2 separate regions of the Homo sapiens genome follow, and region 1 is linked to region 2. Evidence: chromatin contacts called from ENCODE Hi-C or POLR2A ChIA-PET data. All regions are on one chromosome and are shown on one strand. Each heading gives the region's core, a stretch centred on a gene start or an enhancer-like site at or near the end of the contact. The rest is flanking DNA. Distances are from core to core; before and after follow the strand shown.

Region 1 (4,484 bases), core at 1-2,500, 34 kb after region 2:
GGAGGTAAAGGCTGCAGTGATTGAGACTGCGTCACTGCACTCCACCCTGGGCAACACAGCAAGATCCTATCTCTAATAATAATAATAATAATAATAATAATAATAATAATAATAATATGCTAATTTTAGCATACATAAATCCTTCACCTTCTCTCTCCATTGCTGCAGCGCTTGAATTCCTTAGCATGGCACAATGGCCCTGACTAAATCTCCCTTTTACTCATCTTTCAAGACCAGGATCCGAAACTACTATTTGTGAATGATTTGCACATCTTCTCAGGTAAAATGGACCACACTTTCCTTTATGTTCCACTGGAACCACGTAACATATAAAACCTAACTCTATGCATCATGTTTTCACATCTTTCTCCCACCCTGGATTGTGACAGGGACACCAGTTAGCTTCTGCATGGATCAGAAAACACACACACACACACACACACACACACACACGCACACACACCCTAGGTGAACAAATTAGAAAAAAGCAATCATCTGGGTGAGTGCAGCCACCCTTGCTTCCTTCCCCAAGCCCCAGCACCTCGTATGAGCTAAAAGGCACCCTCTTCCTCTTGTTCAGCGTTAGGGTTGCTAGAGAAATACCTGAGTATAAGTCTGACCAAAATATGGGATATGCTGATGCTAAAAAATTATGTGATGTTTTTCTGAAATTTAAATTTAACTAAGTATCCTATATTCCTATCTGCTAAATCTGGTAACCTTACTCAGGGCAGATTCAGTCCCAAACCAGGGTGGACTCCTTGGTGGGCAGCATGTGGGCTGGATGTTAACCTTCATTTGCTACTTGACCTGTGCCCACCTTGTGCACAAACTTCACAATTGAACAGTGTTCTTGGACTATGAGCCATCTGAGGGCAGGTACAATGTCTTATTCATCTTTTTATCTCTATACTGAGAAGGATTTCTTAAATGTACATCTAATAAAAGCAGATGTTCCTTAAAGAAATGTTTTAAACTTCTATGTCAAAAGAAATATTTTTGGTGAAAAAGAAACTTCCGATCTCCTTTCAATGAAGCTTAAGACAATCGTTACCATCTACCTTGGTCAACTTTAGTCACACTGGCATTCAACCATGGTAAGTTTAGATGGGGAGCATGGCACTGAGCCAAGTGCCAGGTGGGTTTCCCAGGACAACTGTGAGAGTTAGGAGGCACTTGCACACTTTTACTCCAAAACCCACAGCATATTTCAGATATTCAATTAAATCTTAAGTCATAAAAAGAACAAGGTTAAAAATATATTATACATAGACAAGCTTAGATACAAAGGTAGTCTCATTTAACCCTAGTGGTTAGCAGCAAATTAGTACCAAAGCAATGGAATTAAGGAATTTTTGACAGTTATACTGCTAAGTTAAAAATAATTGTATACACATTTTTTATTTTTTCCTGATTATCAAAGTAACATATGCTTATTGTAGAAAATCTATAAAGTACAGGAAACAATAAAGCAAAATAAAAAAGAAATCACCTATAATCCTACCATCCAAGATTAACAGGGTAAGGAGTAGAGGGAGGGCCAGGGCTTCTGGCCATTGTGAGATCCCCAAGGACACAGGAAATCTCCAAAGATCTGCATTCTTGTTTCTGGGACAGAAAGGTAGGAAAGAAACTGTGAAGCACCACTTTGTTGCACCATGAGTTAGGAGAAAAGGGGAACTTCAGCCACAAGCAACAGGTGGTGGCAGGGAAAGGAAGCAGGTGGGCCAGTCCCTGGAGGCTGAAGACAAGTGTGACCTGGTGGTGGCCTACTGATCTTGGCAATTCCTGTCTCCACTTCCTACTTCTTTCTACAACAGGAATCCCTAATCCCCAGACAAGAGTATTTGTCTTAGGATGTAGGAAGCTTCTAAATTTCAGTGAATGAGAGATGGGGAAGCAGGTTTCTTTTCCCAGTACTGCAAATGAGGGAAGTTGGGTTCAGGCATTCCAAAGTGGGAGCTCTGAACTCACTTCCTATGGAAACTTCCTCTATATAGCAGTTATTATACGTTCTTCAGTTTTCCTATCTTACAAGCTGAAAAGGTTCTGTGGACTATCCAAAGGCAATTCTTTTTTTGAGACAGAGTCTCACTCCATCCACCCAGGATGGAGTGCAGTGGTACAATCTCAGCTCACTGCAAACTCCGCCTCCTGGGTTCAAGCAATTCTCCTGCCTCAGCTTCCCGAGTCGCTGGGATTACAGGTGCACACCACCACGTCGAGCTAATTTTTGTATTTTTAGTAGAGATCGGGTTTCACTATGTTGGCCATGCTGGTTTTGAACTCCTGACCTCAAATGATCCACCTGTCTCAGCCTCCCAAAGTGCTGGGATTACAGGCATGAGCCACTGCGCCTGGACAGCTCATGTAGTCCACCAGTTTACAAAGGGCTTCACTACACATTATCTTAGCTGACCCTCAACAGAGTAGGTAACACATGAGGAATTATCTCTATTTTACAGATGAAGAAATAGACACCAAGAAATTAAGGGACGTTCAAGGCTATAATGCCAGATGATATCTGAGCTAAGACATAGGTTTCTTTTTTTTTTTTTTAAACCTCAAGTTCAATACAAAGAGTAAGTTCTACAGAAAGGGTGCTCTTAACTAGAGTCATGGCACCCATGGACTACTACGACGTTATAATCCCCACCTTTCAAAAGCTAATGTAATGCCACAGTAACTTATTTAAGGCAATGGATCTGGAAGAATACATTCTAGCAATGAAAAAATATTTCGTCTCAACACTATTAGCATTTCTCTGATGATTAAAATTTAGATATTTAATTTTGAGTTATCAGAAAATGGCATATATATCTTATAATTTATTCTGGTATTAATATCTACTATAGATGTGCTCTACCAAAACCAAAACAAAACCCTATTTTGAAAATTTGATTTTATTCAGCAGATATCTGTAGCAATGTTTTATAAAATAATTTACTTCACTGTTTTTTGTTGGTTTTGTTTTTAGAGACAGAGTCTTGCTCTATCACTCAGGCTAGAGTGCGGTGGTAAGAATCAGCTTCCTGCGGTCTTGAACTCATGGGCTCAAGCGATCCTCCTGCCTCAGCCTCCTGAATAGCTGGGTCTACGGATGCTCACCACCACATTCGACTAACTTTTTTTTGTAAAGACTGGTCTTACTATGTTGCCTAGGCTGGTCTCGAACTCCTGGCCTTAAGCAATCTTCCTGCCTTGGCCTCTCAAAGTGCTAGGATTACAGGCGTGAGCCACAATGTCTGGCCTATTTCACTGTTTTTGATACATTTGAAATTAATCTACATATATATGTACTATATATATATGTTCTTTAATACTGTCTATCTATGTAGTCCACAGGTTTACAAAGGGCTTCACTAGGCATTATCTTAGTTGATCACTATACATTCACTATACATTATCTTTCTGTCCAGAAAACAAGAACACAGATCTCTGGAAATTTCCTTTGTCCTCAGAGATATGTATATATACACACACACATGTTCAATCTACAAAGGACTTTCCAAGAAAATCTACTATACTAAGCAAAGTATACCTAAAGAGAGTATTATAAATATAGTAGGTATCTAATGTCACTGACTTACTAAGAAGGCCACTAAACTGTCAAGCATCATTTTTTTTTTTAGATAAAAGAAATGAAGCCCAATGCAAAAGTCACCACATCAGTGGATTAAAATTAATGTGTCTGGCAAAATGACTAAGCCTCTTTCCTAAAGTGGTTATATATCTTATTGAGTCATATCATAGTCATTAGCCAGAGTTAATTTTGAACAAATAGATGGAGAGATACTCATGTTTAGGCCTGCATGATTTGGAGTCTCTTCCATTATCTGCTTATTTCACTAAAGCAACCCAAAGCCTAAAGAGTTGCTTAATATTATCAAGATACCAAGATGTCCTATAACCATATCTGAAGTAAGACTGCTAAGATGTCATGTAAGGACTACATGAAAGCAATGTTGTCTAGAGACTGCTGATGTTAAAAACAAAACTCATGCAGAAACAAGTGTGTCTACCCAAGTCCCCATCCTGAGAATGCTGACAGTTTCTTATTGGTCCACACCTTAGGTCCTCCAAGCTTTAAGCTGTATTTCTCTCTTATTAGGTAATATTCCTAGGTGTCAGAGCAGCGAGGAAGTTACTATTCTCAACAACATCATAAAATTTAGCCAGAACACTAATAACTGTTAGGTCTGAGTTCTACTTCAGTAATACTGCTATGACGTTGGAGTGGTAATTCTTCTTTTGTAAAAGTTTAAAGTTTCCAAAGAGTTTTCCAATCGTTGAGCTTCAAATGAGTTATACCTGGACTAAGATATCAATTCCTGCCAGCTGTTGGGAAGGCTAGAGCCCTGGCCAGTTGTGAGTGGCCTCATCCACTTACCCAAGTGTATCATCAGATGTTATCATTTTGTATGCACCATAATCTAAAAAGGTTGGGAAGCACTGAACTGAGGAAGGATTGCTCCTCCATAAAT
Region 2 (2,630 bases), core at 1-2,500:
TCTAGACGCGCTCCCCAAAAGCGAGTCACCTCTGATCGCTCTTCCCGTCTCCGGCCAAGAGCCAGGGGAAAGCGGCTCTGGGAGCGCTACCCATTCACTCCGCGTTGAACGTTTTAAGTCACCACCGTAGGTTCTGGCACACGCCCCGGTCCCTAGATGGCCCGAGGACAGGTTTGGGTTGCGGGGGGAGGGGCGATGTGTGCCCGAGAGTTTGGGAATTTGCTGGCGGCGGCGAGGAGAGCATCCCGGAAGACGCCGCGAGCGCATACGCGCCCCGGTCGGTGCCCAGAGCCCGGACCTTGAACCCAGGTTCGCGCCCAGCTCCGGCCCCACGTTTGCACCCCGCCCCCGGCGAGTCCCCACACCACCGCCGCGTGGGCGGCCAAGGGTTAATCTCTGCCCCGCGCTTTGAGACCCGGGGCGCAGCGGGTCGGGCAGCCCGGGGCGCGCGTCTTCCGCGAGTCTGGGGGCGGCGGGGTCGGCGGCCGGAAGGGGCGAGGCGCGGCGGCGGCGCGGCGGGCCCGAGGCGCTTCCCCAGGCGGGGGCGGGGGCAGGGGCGGGGGCGGGCGCCGGAGGGGCCTGGGCGGCCTGAAAAGCGCCCGAGCACCGCCCCCCCACCGCGCGGCCGCCGCGCCATTCACACGCCCTCTGGCCATTCGGCGCGGCGCGGCGCGGCGCGGCGCGGGGGCGGGGGGCGCCGCTTCAATGGGGATTTCGCGGCCCGGCGCCGGGGCCGGGGGCGCGGCCCGGCCGCGGGAGCCGCCCGTTGCTACGCGGTGGCGGCCGGCCCGGCGGCCCGGGCCCGGCGGCCGCATTATGCGGGTAATGCGGTGTGACACCGCGCGAACAAAGGCGGATTGAGCGGCCCAGCGGGCCCCGCCGGACGGGGAAGGCACAGCGGGGCTGTCAGCGCCGCTCCCAGGCTAATCCCCGCCCCGCCCCCGCCGCCCCCGCGTTCCCGGGGCTGGGAACCCAGCGCGGCCCGGGGCCCGGGCGCCGCTGCCGCCGCGAGAGGCCGCAGGCCGGCCGGAAACGAGGGGCGCCCGCCCTGTGAACCCGCCCTCGGCCCCTCTTCCCCGAGGCGCCCCCAGGGCTGGGGCGTCTAGGATTGGGGCGAGTGAGCGGCGCGGCTGGGACCCCGAGGCCGGGAGCACAACTGGACGCGGGACGTCGGGCCCCCTTGCCGCCGTCCTCGGTCGGCCCTGGCAGCGCAGGCGCGGGGCGCGGGCGGGACCAGCTCTGCACTCTTCGCCCTCCCGTCGTTGGAAGTGGGACGGGCCCCTCTGTAGGTGGCGCAGGAGGGCGTGGGGGCCGCGGAGAGCGGCCGCGGGAGCCAAGAGGGGTCCCGGGCTTCCTTCTTGCAGCACTCGGCCCACAGCCCAGGAGGGGAGGCGGGCGCCTGGCTTCTAAATAAATTTGGTCACATTTATGACCAATTTTGCCGACTAGGCCGGCCCGGCGTTTCACAGCCTGTGTCAGGTGGCGAGTCACCTCCGGCTCCCGGGTCCTGCCATGAGGAGAGAGATGGTTGGGCTGCAGGTCTTGCAGGCCTTGGCCTCCCTAATCGTCAATGTCCACATCTATAAAATGAGTAAAACTTTCCATGTGAATGAAGCACATGCAGAGACGATGACCGTTGTGAGGAGGCTGGAGCACACCCTTGAGAGTCTCTCCTTTCCCTGCGCTGGACCCTGGGACAGAACCAGGGGAACTGCCCGGTGTCCCTACCCTTCTGGGAGGGAGTTGGCCGTGCCTGGGCGTGAGGGCAGGAGAATGGGGATGGGGAGACTGAGGCACGGGCCACTGCCCTCCTGGTGAGGGGCTCTAGGAGCGGAGGGAAGCCGTGTCCATTTTACAAAAAGGGCGACTGAGACCGAGAAAAGGAGAGGGGCCGTCCCTATGCATCCACGTGCGGAAGGGGTGGGCCTGGGCAGGTTTAGGCTGTAGATTCCCAGGCCTCCCTCCTTACAGACCTGGATCTCACTCAGGCGTGGGAGGGCTCAGGCCTGTGCAGGGTGGTCTCTGGACTTTGGGAAGGTGGAGGGCAGGGGGTGTGGGACCAGGACAGAAGTGGCTGCCTTATCTCTGCAGCAACCTGCCAGAGGTTTGGTGTCGGCGCCTGTTTCTAACAGGCACTGCTTTGCCCTGTGGCATTTGAGGTCCTGAGCTAATCAGCAGCCCAGGGCCTCAGTTTGCTCATCGGTGAAGTGGGAATACCCAACTGGGTCTAAACCAGCCAAAGAGGGTGGGGAAGCTGCCTCCCTCTTGCCTCAGGGCTGGTGAGCTCTTCAACTCTTCCTGGCCTCGTTCCCCTCACGTCCTGGCCTGGGAGGTGGAGGCAGGGCAGGCGCTCCCAGGCCGGGTCCTGAGTGCTGCCTCCCCACGACCTCCCCGCAGCCACCCGCGAGTCGGCCTTCGTTCACGCCATCGCCTCGGCCGGCGTGGCCTTCGCCGTCACCCGCTCCTGCGCCGAGGGCACCTCCACCATTTGCGGCTGTGACTCGCATCATAAGGGGCCGCCTGGCGAAGGCTGGAAGTGGGGCGGCTGCAGCGAGGACGCTGACTTCGGCGTGTTAGTGTCCAGGGAGTTCGCGGATGCGCGCGAGAACAGGCCGGACGCGCGCTCGGCC

What was found. A loop is a pair of places that touch in the nucleus more often than their neighbours do. ChIA-PET counts read pairs that join two places held with the same protein, here RNA polymerase II (POLR2A). Pooled maps may share reads with other maps.
Region 1: a loop to region 2 is called in a map of heart left ventricle, with 3 times the contacts of the local background. The contact joins two enhancer-like sites. A Hi-C loop is called at or near these places in 10 of 168 maps with a recorded cell type or tissue (Caco-2, Calu3, GM12878 and 7 more), 3 of 37 single-sample maps with no recorded cell type and 4 of 50 pooled maps. POLR2A ChIA-PET finds 5 or more read pairs at or near these places in 7 of 52 experiments (A673, AG04449, AG04450 and 4 more).

The regions. Positions count from the first base shown.
Region 1 is chr17:46,733,542-46,738,025 of GRCh38, reverse strand. All of the region lies in intron 17 of NSF (N-ethylmaleimide sensitive factor, vesicle fusing ATPase), which reads right to left. It also overlaps a transcript of LRRC37A2 not described here. Among named protein-coding and RNA genes, the nearest start is that of WNT3, 83 kb to the left of the region's middle. Within about 2 kb of position 1,250, at least 2 of the 41 ENCODE cell types and tissues checked have a DNase peak (open chromatin) inside an H3K27ac peak, as active enhancers do.
Region 2 is chr17:46,769,816-46,772,445 of GRCh38, reverse strand. It overlaps WNT3 (Wnt family member 3), which reads left to right. Exons shown (of 5, transcript NM_030753.5): 3 at 2,398-2,630. It also overlaps a transcript of LRRC37A2 not described here. Among named protein-coding and RNA genes, the nearest start is that of WNT3, 48 kb to the left of the region's middle. RefSeq lists an enhancer at 1-443. Within about 2 kb of position 1,250, at least 15 of the 41 ENCODE cell types and tissues checked have a DNase peak (open chromatin) inside an H3K27ac peak, as active enhancers do.